Regions from separate parts of the Homo sapiens genome. Here region 1 is linked to region 2. Evidence: chromatin contacts called from ENCODE Hi-C or POLR2A ChIA-PET data. All regions are on one chromosome and are shown on one strand. Each heading gives the region's core, a stretch centred on a gene start or an enhancer-like site at or near the end of the contact. The rest is flanking DNA. Distances are from core to core; before and after follow the strand shown.

Region 1 (5,446 bases), core at 2,180-4,679, 570 kb before region 2:
GAAAATATGAGAGCCAGTTGGAGAGTAATTACATATTCCCATGCCATGGCACACAGTGCTCCCAGATTTTCTGATATGTGAGGCTGAAAATTATGGAAAACTGAGAGGAAATCAGATTATTCCATCTCAAAAGCCACATTCACTACTGAGGTCTTCATACTAGATCAGATCTCAGAACTCCAGAAGTACGCTAGCGCAGGCAGGAATCCTAATTTGGAGACAGTACATTCATGGATATCAGAAGGTCTGTGAGTCTCTAAAATTGTGTGCATTTTTCTGAGGACAGAAAGAACCTCAAAAAGGTCTAAAAGATGAGAAGGTCTGTGAACCTCTAAAATTGTGTGCATTTTGCTGAGGACAGAAAGATCCTCAATAAGGTTTTAAAGAAGAGGGAGAAATCTGATTCAGGGCCATCTGACTCACGGCCACCATTGGAAGAGCACTTTTTTGTCTTTAAATCTTTTCTGACACGGAAGAAAATTCAAGGAAAAATCTGGACTGAGAAATCCCCTCCAACTCTAAGACATCTTGTTAGTCAGAGACTGGGTAAGCCCCAGTTTTTTTTTTTTTTTTTTTTTAGAAAGAGGCTGAATGGCGGAACTGAAAGGCTAGCAAAGCCTCAGCACTCACCACCAAGCTAAAAGGAACAGAATAAATGATAATTGTCAGTAGTTAAGGCAGAAAACAAAAGGAAGATAAATGAGAATGGCTCACCAGGACCTGAAACCCCAAGCACTTGGGACAAATGGGGATCATTGACATAGAAAAAGGGGTGAGACCCCCCAGGGTGATGCAGATTTGTTTGAGGCTGGGTGACCAGCCCCAGAGATAGGAGTCCTCACTGGCCAGCCCTCCCCTCCCCGGCAGCCCAGCGCGAGCTCACAATTTCTCTTCCTTCCGATGGCAGTCGTCGGCTCCTAGGGAATTAAACTGATCAAAATGGAAAGCTTGGGGTGAGCAGAGCCTGCCACCACCCCGGAGCCTGATAGTTCAGAACAGTCTAAACTGAGTAGACAGGCAACGCTGAAGGGAAAGAGAATTCGGGGAACTGCGATGTATTTCTGTTCCTTTAGAAATGGAAGGTTTGGGCTTTAATGTGATCTCAAGCCATTTGGGGGAAGTTTGGAGTTTAGAATGATTTGAAGAATAAAGGCCTTGTTTTTGACTGACTGTTATTTCAGATCTTACCCATCTATCAATTAAATCTGACTTATTAACAGTATCTGGCAAAAATTCTGTCCGTTTGAGGATGGTGTGTGGTATTCTTGTACCTAACTATTCTCCTTAACCTTTTGGGAAAATGACCATATCCGTTTGTCTTAGCACTGGGCCCCCTCAGGACTTGCAAGGCTTTTTTTTTTTTTTTTTTTTTTTTTTTTTTTTTTTTTTTTTTTTTGAGCCAGAGTCTCGTCTCACTCTGTCACCCAGGCTTGAGTGCAATGAAGCAATCTTGGCTCACTGCAACTTCCGGGTTCAAGCGATTGTCCTGCTTCAGCCTCCTGAGTAGCTGGGATTACAGGCGCACACCACCATGCCAGGCTAATTTTTGTATTTTTAGTAGAGACGAGGTTTCACCATGTTGGCCAGGCTGGTCTTGAACTCCTGACCTCATGATCCCCCCGCCCTGGCCTCCCAAAGTGCTGGGATTACAGGTGTGAGCTTCTGCGCCCGGCCAAGGACTTGCAGGGCTTAAGGAGAGAATTGTGTTTTCTATTATGTCTTAAAAGCCAGCAAACTGTAAATCCTAGAGAGGAATCATTTTCAGGAAACTAGAGATGTAGTCCAGCCTTGGAGTAGCTTGCCATCCATACAGTCTTAAAGGTACTATCAATTTCTTTTTAAATCAAAGCATCAAACAGGCACCACTGTTTGTAAGGACTTGGGGAAAAATGAGCCCAATTGATACTTCTTTTCAAGCAAGTAACATCTAGCAAACTACACAAGCAAATAGGAACAAAATCAAGACAACATAAAACTGATTCCAGCTCCAAAACTAGTTCTGTGGCCTTCTGAAGTTTCTTACCTTTACCACAAATATTCCATGTGATCAGACACGCAGCATATTACAGTGAAAAGAGCAAGGACTTAAAGCCAAGGCATTCATCCCATGGGAATTTTTAGTTCTAATGCCACTGTAGCCACTTTCTAGCTGAGTGATTTTAAAGAGTTATCTAACCACAGATTCCTCATCTGTAAAATGGGGATAATAAAATCTAACTTGTAAGGATTAGGAACATTGTAGATGTCCAACAAATGGGGTGTGTGCATGTGTATATGCATAAATTACCTCAGCCTCCCTCTGAGATGAGAGAGTGAGATAAAACACAATGTACTAGCCCAGGCACAGTGGCTCATATATGTAATCACAGCACTTTGGGAGGTTGAGGCAGGAGGATCGCTTGAGCCCAGGAGCTGCAGACCAGCCTGAGCAACATGGAGAAACTCTGTTCCTACAAAAAATTCAAAAATTAGCTGGGCATGGTGATGGGCCACTGTGGTCCTAGCTACTCAGGAGGCTTTGTCTTTAGATTGCTTAATCTTCATTTGTTTTTATTATAACAAAAATAAGCTTTGTTTAGAAGTCCCTTGGACAGCCAGGTGCAGTGGCTCACACCTGTAATCCCAGCACTTTGGGAGGCTGGGGAGGGAGGATCGCTTGAGGCAGGAGTTCAAGATTAGCCAGGGCAACCTAACAAGACCCCATCTCTACAAAAATTTAAAAACAAAATAGCAGGGCATGGTGGGGCTCCCGTGTAATCCCAGACACTCAGGAGGCTGGGGTGGGAAGATCACTTGAGCCCAGGAGTGTGAGGCTACAGTGAGCTGTGATGGTACCACTGCACTGCAGCCTGGGTGACAGAGCAAAACCCTCTATCTGGAAAAACAAAAAGATTCTTGGTTGGTGATGTTTCCTCAGAAATCAAATCCACTTCTGACCCTAAGCTGCATAAGACATATGCAGGGGAGACAAGGAGAAAGTCGTTTGTTCAATGCAGACTTGGAGGGCAAACATAGGCCCAGAGGGTAAATATCACAATGAAGCAAATTTTGGTTTTCTCTAAAGGAGAAATTTCTAGTAACAGGAGGAGGTTACTAAGTCACCAAATCCTGGAGGAAACAGCTCTGCCTTGGTATCAGGAAGCTAAGTAACCCACTGTGGCTCAGTCATTTCACCCTCAACTTCAACTTTCCCAACTGCAAAATTCAGACTAAAGCTTTTATCTTTACTGTTTTGGGTGCCAGTGCTTACCAGGACACTTCCTGTATCACTGAGTCTACAGAAGAAATTGATATATGACCATCAATACATTTCACATCAAATAAAGATAGAGGAAATGATGATACAGTTCAGATCAGGAAGAGGAAGTAAAACCTTGTTTATAAACCAGTTGATCCCCACCTGCATCCTTATAATGAGTAGTGTAGAGAACACATACATCTCGGTCTCTTTTTTACATTTTTTTTTTAGAGATAGGGTCTCACTCTGCCACCCAGCTGGAGTGCAATGGTGCAATCTTAGCTCACTGCAGCCTTGATCTCCCAGGCTCAAGCGATCCTCCCATCTCAACCTCTCAAGTAGCTGGGACTACAGGCGTGCCACCATGTTCAGCTTTTTTTTTTTTTTTTTTTTTTTTTTTTTTTTTTTTTTTTTTTTTTTTTTTTTTTATGTTTAGTAGAGACGAGGTCTTGCTATGTTGCCCAGGCTGGTCTCAAACTTCTAAACTCAAGCAATCCTCTTGCCTGGGCCTCCAAAGTGCTGAGACTACAAGCATGAGCTACCATGCCCAGTGAGAGCATATACATTTCTCTTTCTCCCTGAGCCCTTTCTCATCTGTTATTCTGCTCATTCTCCAAGGTCATCAGTTAAGAAGTAAATTATGGTAGAAGAGATTCTATAAATTATGATAGAAGAACATCTCAATCAATTTGGACACCTTAACATGTAAGTCAGGCCGGGTGTGGTAGCTCATGCCTGTAATCCCAGCACTTTGGGAGGCCGAGGCGGGCGGATCATGAGGTCAGGGGTTCGAGACCAGCCTGACCAACATGGTGAAACCCCGTCTCTACTAAAAATACAAAAATTAGCTGGGCGTGGTGGTGGGCGCCTGTAATCCCAGCTACTCAGGAGGCTGAGGCAGGAGAATTGCTTGAACCCGGGAGGCAGAGATTGCAGTGAGCCGAGATCGCGCCACTGCACTCCAGCCTGGGCGACAGAGCGAGACTCGTCTCAAAAAACAAAACAAAACAAAACAAAACAAAACAAAAAACCCATTATTTTCACAAGTAGATACATTGGGGGGTGAGAAGTTGTAATAACTATTCCACAAAAAAGTCACTTTCATGCCATCTATAAGGTAAACTATAAAAGAACAATGGCTGGTCATGAGAAGACTTGCTTTCTAATTCCAGATCTGATGCTTGCTGTGTGGCTTCAGACAAGTCACTTAATACTATAATTTCCTCAGCTATATAATGCTAAGTATGAAGAAAGAGGATCTGTATGAAAATCCTTTGCGAGGTAGAAATTGCTCTGCAATGAAAAACATCATTACTAATGCATAATTCTTCTTTTCCTCATTCCATTTATATTGGAATAATGCCATTAATATATCTTTGGGATAACTCATATTTCTCTCTTCCCTCCATTGATTTATTCATGAAATGACTGAAGGCATTTTGGTAGATAAAGAAAAGACAAGTGACAATAACCTGTTACAGGATTAAAGCCAAATGGCTGTGTAAAAAAGGGTACATTAAATGATCAAATCAAAGACTATACATTTGCTATTTGTAAGACAAATACTGCATCTTTATGGGTTTTCAGATCCATCAGTTAAATAACAAAGTAGTGGTATAACATACTCAAGAGGTTTAATATAACATTAAATGAAGGCTGACAACCATGAAAACCATTTATCATTGTATTTAAACCACTAATTTCAGATTAAATTTAAAACACTTAATTCCTAATTGTTAGCACTGACATGCCAACAAAAATCTTAAGGAAATATTTTGTAGCTAGATCACACCATTGTTACACATTTGCTTGAGAAAACAAAGTATGTATGTAATTAAAGTATGTAACTAAATCCTACCTTATCATTATGGTGCCTTCAATAAGATCCACTCTGCCAAAAATTGAACAATTTATAATACATAGTTTAATTGGAAATTTTTATTGTCATCTGTCAAATTCTGAGACTATACTTTTTGATGTAGTGTATGTGGTTAGAGCATTCTCTGAATAAATCCAAGGTTGCATGGCCATTCTTACAGGAGCCACTTAACTTGAAAAGGGAGAAAAAAAAATCAGTGGCATATCACAACTTGCTATCTAGCCACCTTCTCTGATTTTGGTGAAAGTGATTCAAAGGTGACCAGGTAATTGTAAATGGACAGCCTGGGTAGAAAAATTACTTGAAATGACATCTTTCCAAATGTACAG
Region 2 (5,953 bases), core at 1,109-3,608:
TAGCAGTGATTTCTCAGATATGATACCAAAAGCACAGACAAAGTAAAAATAGACAATTGGGGCTACATCAAACATAAACTTCTGCATAGCAAAGGACACAATCAACGGAATGAAAAGATGACCTAGGGAACGGGAGAAAATATCCACGATACATAAAGAATGCCTACAACTCAACAACAACAACAAAAAACCCGATTCAAAAATGGGCAAAGGACTTGAATAAACATTTCTCCAAAGAAGATATACAAATGGCCAACAAGCATATGAAAACATGGTTAACATCAGTAATCAGGTAAATGCAAATCAAAACCACAATGAGGTATCACCTCATCATCCATTAGGATGCCCACTGTAAAAAACAAATGAACACAGGTTGGGCGTGGTGGTTCACGCCTGTAATCCCAGCACTTTGGGAGGCCAAGGCGGGTGGATCACCTGAGGTCAGGAGTTCAAGACCAGCTTGGCCAACATGGTGAAACCTCGTCTCTACTAAAAATACAAAAATTAGCCGGGGGTGGTGGTGGGCGCCTGTAATCCCAGCTACTCGGGAAGCTGAGGCAGGAGAATCGCTTGAACTTGGGAAGGGGAGGTTGCAGTGAGCCGAGATCGCACCGCTGCACGCCAGCCTGGGCAACAGAGTTAGACTCCGTCTCAGAACAAACAAACAAACATACAAACAAACACAGAAAATATGTAGTGTTGGTGAGGAGGTGGAGAAATTGGAACCTTTGTGCATTGTTGTTAGTAATGTAAAATGGTGATGCTGCCATGGAAAACAGTATGGGGATTCCTATAAAAATAAAAAATAAAATTTCCATATGATCTAGCAATCCACTTCTGGGTATATATCCAAAAGAACTGAAAACAGGATCTTAGAGATATCTGCACACCCGTGTTCACTGCAGCATTATTCACAATAGCCAAGAGGCGGAATCAGCAGAAATGTTTATGGACAGGTAACTGGGTGGCATATACATACAGTGGAATATTATTCAACATTTATAAAAAGAAGAAAATCCTGTCATATACTACACTATGGATGAGCCTTGTGGATATCATGCTAAGTGAAATAAGCCAGGTCCTAAAAGACAAACACCTCATGATTCTACTTATATGAAGTATCTAAAGTAGTTAAACTCTTAGAAACAGAAGTAGAATGGTGGTTGGCAGGGGATGGAGAAAGAGGAAAAAGTTGTTCCATGGATATAAAGTTTCTGTTTTGCAAGAAGAATAAGTTCTAGAGATCTGTTGCGCAACAATGTGCATGTGGTTAACACTACTGTACACTTAAAAATGGTTAAAATGGTAAATTTTATATTTTGTGTTTTTAACCACCACTACCAAAAAAAAAAAAAAAAAGCTAGGGAACTAAATTGTTATTTTGAAAACACACATAAGGGAAAGAATCGGCTGGGTGTGGTGGCTTACACCTGTAATCCCAGCATTTTGAGAGGCTGAGGCAGGAGGATCACTTGAGGCCAGAGTTCAAAACCAACCTGGGCAACATAACAAGATGCCCATCTCTAAAAAAAAAAAAATTAGCCAGGGGTGGTGGCACTTACTTAAATGGGAGGACTGCTTGAGCACAGGAGTTTGAGGCTGCAGTGAGCTATGATCACACCACTGTATTTCAGCCTGGGTGACAGAGAGCCTGTCTCTAAAATTAAAAAACAAAAAAAAAGTAAGAGAATCAAGCACCCATACTGCCTTTCCTACATTAATTGTATCTCAGGAGCCAAATAGTTGAAGGGAGGTTTCTCTTTGTAGAAGAATTGTGGTTAACAAATGAAGTAATATTGAAATTTTTTAGGCTCAAGCGATGCTCCCATCTAAGCCTCAGCCTACCGAGTAGCTGGGACTACGGGCACGCGCCACCACATCCAGCTAATTTTTAATTTTTTTTTTTTTTTTGTAGAGACAGAATTCTCGCTGTGTTGGCGAGGCTGGTCTCGAACTCCTGGGCTCAAACGATCCTCCCTACCCGGCCTCCCAAAGTGCTGGGATTACAACAGTGAGCCACCGCGCCCACCAGAGCCAATTATTTTTAGATGAGGAAACTGAAATTCCCAAAGGGGGAATCCCCGTGTGAGAAAGCCTCGTGTAGGTGAGCTTTCCAGCATATGCCCGCCTTCTAGATTTAACCTCTGAAAACTAAATTTTAAGGTACCTTTGCTTCCAGGGGAAACCAATTCTGCCTACTTGGGAAGCCAGAACATGACCGCGTAGGCAAGACCTAGCTCTGCGCACGCGCAGAGCCACCACGTCTGGCGTTCGCGTGAGAACCTTCTGGGCGTGGGCTTCCTGCGGCTGAGTGGCAGCTTCCATCCGGTGGGTTTTGCTCGGCGCACCCGGGAGGCGGGGCCAGCGAGGCAAGATGGAGTTAGTGCAGGTCCTGAAACGCGGGCTGCAGCAGATCACCGGCCACGGCGGTCTCCGAGGCTATCTACGGGTTTTTTTCAGGTAGGCGGCCAGAGCCATGCTCTTGGCCTCTGGGGCTGGACTTTCGCTGGCTGATTTCTTGGAAGGGGTCCCAGGCTCGGGTCACCTTGGAGAATCCACAGCTCTTGTCAAGGACAACCGCCCCAATCTCTGCCTTGCCACCCCCAGGCTGGTCTCTGTCCCATATATCCCCGATACAAGACCGAAGCTATCTGTAGAGTCAGAGCTGTGACTCGGAGGCAAGGGCATCTGGGCTCCCCTCTTTTCCCACGCCCTGGAGAGTAATGAGGATTACAAGACATTAACTCAGTGACCCTGGTAAAGTTTTTTTCCCTGCACTGCCGTACAGTTCCTTGTCTGTAAGGCGTTGAAGGTAATAATGATGGTCCCTTCTCTTCCTGACATTCACTGATCCCACGAGCAGCATAGTTTCGCAGAAACCTAAATGGAGACCCAGAGTGGAATGAAAGAGCCTGGAGACCTTCGTATCATTGTAAGAAGATGAAATACTTTGGCTTTTTGATTTCCTAAAGGTTTTGCTAATTCCAGTGCCTCCTGGCTGAGGGATAGTAGATACAAGTAGTCCTGTAATCTGAAGAGACTACATTTATATTTTTAGTGTAATTTGAGCACATCAGTTGTCAATTCATCTTTTCCCATCCCCAGCACTTCTTCATTTTGCTAGTTGATGCAGCAGCCCTTGTGTCTGAAAGTTGTTACTCTCACTTTATTTCCGTTTATGTTTTGAACTAAGAATCATTCTAAAATGTCTGTTTTCTTTTGGGTATTCACAGGACAAATGATGCGAAGGTTGGTACATTAGTGGGGGAAGACAAATATGGAAACAAATACTATGAAGACAACAAGCAATTTTTTGGTGAGTGCAGTATTTTTTAGTATGAATAATTGGATTGGGATTGGGATTTGATTTGAGTCTATTTTCCATATTATGCAATGAGCTTTTACAAAACACCTGGAAAAGGATGAAAAACTCAATAGAAAATGAAAAAAGATAATTTACAGAAAAAAGAAAAGTAAACAGCCAATGAAGGTATGGAAAAATGCTCATTCTCACTTGTAACAACAGAAATGCAACTTTAAAAACAGTGTTATATATTTTTCACCTATCAAATTTTGAAGTGTTTTTGTTCTTTTTTTTTTTTTTTTTTTTTTTTTTTGAGATGGAGTCTCTGTCGGCCAGGCTGGAGTGCAGTAGCGCGATCTCGGCTCACTGCAACCTCCACCTCCTGGGTTCCAGCGATTCTCCTGCCTCAGCCTGCCTGAGTAGTTGGGACCACAGGCGGGCGCCACCATGGCCGGCTAATTTTTGTATTTTTTAGTAGAGATGGGGTTTCACCATATTGGCCAGGCTGGTCTTGAACTCCTGACCTCGTGATCCACCCGCCTTGGCCCCCCAAAGTGCTGGGATTACAGGCGTGAGCCACTGCGTCCAGCCTTGAGTATTTTTCAAGCTGATAAATCCCAATGTGGGCAAAACCATATAAATATGTAGGTTAATGCAGTCTTTTTGGAGGGATAATTTGGTAACATTTGTAAAAATTTACATTGCACATATCCTTTGTCTCAGCACTTCCACTTTTAACAATTAATTCGGCTGGGCGCGGTGGCTCACGCCTGTAATCCCAGCACTTTGGGAGGCGGAGGCGGGCGGATCACGAGGTCAGGAGATCGAGAGCATCCTGCCCAACGTGGTGAAACCCAGTCGCTACTAAAAATACAAAAATTAGCTGGATGTGGTGGCGTGTGCCTGTAATCCCAGCTACCTGAGAGGCTGAAGCAGGAGAATCGCTTGAACCAGGGAGTCGGAAGTTGCAGTGAGCCCAGATCCCGCCACTCTACTCCAGTCTGGCAACAGAGCGAGACTCTTATCTCAAAAAAGAATTAATTCTACAAATATTCTTGCAAACCAACATACATCACAGCATTGTTTTATTATATTTTAAAAATTTATTTATTTATTTAATGTTGAGACAGGGTCTCGCTCTGTCACCCAGTCTAGAGTGCAGTGACTCGATCATGGCTCACTACAGCCTCAACTTTCTGGGCTCAAGCTGTCCTCCTACCTCAGCCACCCAAGTAGCTGGGATTACAGGCATGTGTCACCATGCCTGGCTAATTGTTTAAAAAAATTTTTTTTTGGAGAGACGAGGTCTTGCTATGTTTCTTAGGCTGGTCTTGAATTCCTGGGCTCAGGTGATCCTCCCACCTCAGCCTCCCAAAGTGCTGGAATTACAGATGTGAGTCACTGTGCCTGGCCACAGCATTTTTGTTTGTTTTTGTTGTTGTTATTTTGAGACAGGGTCTCACTGTCGCCTAGGCTGGAGGCAGTGGTGTGATCTTGACTCCCTGCAGCCGTGACCTCCTGGGTTCTAGCCTTCCTCCTGCCTCAGCCTCCTATGTAGCTGGGACCACAGTCATGCACCACCACACCTGGTTAATTTTTTAATTTTTTTAAAGAGATGGGGTCTCACTTTGTTCCCCAGGCTGGTCTTGAACTCCTGGGCTTAAGCCATCCTCTTGTCTCAGCCTCCCAAAGTGCTGGGATCACGGGCATGAGCCACCGTGCTAGTAAATTTTAAAAGCAACATTAGTGTGCGTAAGTTGGATACTGATGAATTAAACATTTTTTAGAATAGTTTGTTGTTGTTTTTTTATTTTAAGTTCTAGGGTACATGTGCACAACGTGCAGGTTTGTTACATATGTATACGTGTTTTGGAATACGTTGTTGTTAAGAATGATATAAACCTATAAATTTAATATAGAGAGATGTCAAAGATGTGTGTAATATAAAAAAATTCCAGTAGCAGAACAATGTTTGGTATCCTTAAAAGGAGAAAATACATGCTTTTTGTGTGCATGTTAAATTTTGGAAGGAAACTCAATAAACTCATAGAATCAGATGATAGAGATTCAACATTCTGCCCCTCCACTTTATAACTTTGTGACCTGGTTAACTTAATTAACTTCCCTAACCCTCAGTTTTCTCATCTGTAAAGTAGAATAATAATAATATGTGCCTCCTAAAGCTGTATTAAAAGATGAAAAGTGAATGGGAGGAACTTACTGTGATTAGGGTTTCTCAGCCTCAGCAGTGTTAACACTATGGGGCAGATAATTCTATTCATTTTTTGTTTTTTTATTTCAATAGTTTTTGGAGTACAGGTGGTTTTTGGTTACATGGATAAGTTTTTTAGTGGTGAGTTCTGAGATTTTGGTATATCTGTCACCCGAGCAGTGTTACACTGTATCCAGTATGTAGTCTTTTATCCCCTTGAGTCCCCAAAGTCCTTTATATCATTCTTATACCTTGGCATCCTCATAGCTTAGTTCCCACTTGTAAGTGAGAACATACGATATTTGGTTTATCATTCCTGAGTTACTTCACTTAGAATAATGGCCTCCAGCTCCATCCAAGTTGCTGCAAAGGCCATTATTGCTTTCTGTTTTACGGCTGAGTAGTATTCCATGGTGTATATATACCACATTTTCTTT

The links. Hi-C counts contacts between places; a loop is a spot of excess contacts on that map. ChIA-PET counts read pairs that join two places held with the same protein, here RNA polymerase II (POLR2A). Pooled maps may share reads with other maps.
Region 1: a pooled map shows a loop between it and region 2 (3-fold over the local background). The contact joins the enhancer-like site here to the promoter of NDUFA12 in region 2. A Hi-C loop is called at or near these places in 1 of 50 pooled maps. POLR2A ChIA-PET finds 5 or more read pairs at or near these places in 3 of 52 experiments (AG04450, BJ and GM12878).

What each region holds. Positions count from the first base shown.
Region 1 is chr12:95,569,499-95,574,944 of GRCh38, reverse strand. No RefSeq gene overlaps it. Among named protein-coding and RNA genes, the nearest start is that of USP44, 21 kb to the right of the region's middle. RefSeq lists an enhancer at 691-820. Within about 2 kb of position 3,429, at least 2 of the 41 ENCODE cell types and tissues checked have a DNase peak (open chromatin) inside an H3K27ac peak, as active enhancers do.
Region 2 is chr12:95,000,102-95,006,054 of GRCh38, reverse strand. NDUFA12 (NADH:ubiquinone oxidoreductase subunit A12) reads left to right here and starts at 2,358. Exons shown (of 4, transcript NM_018838.5): 1 at 2,358-2,460; 2 at 3,234-3,316. The coding sequence starts at 2,375. RefSeq lists enhancers at 2,236-2,635, 2,100-2,727.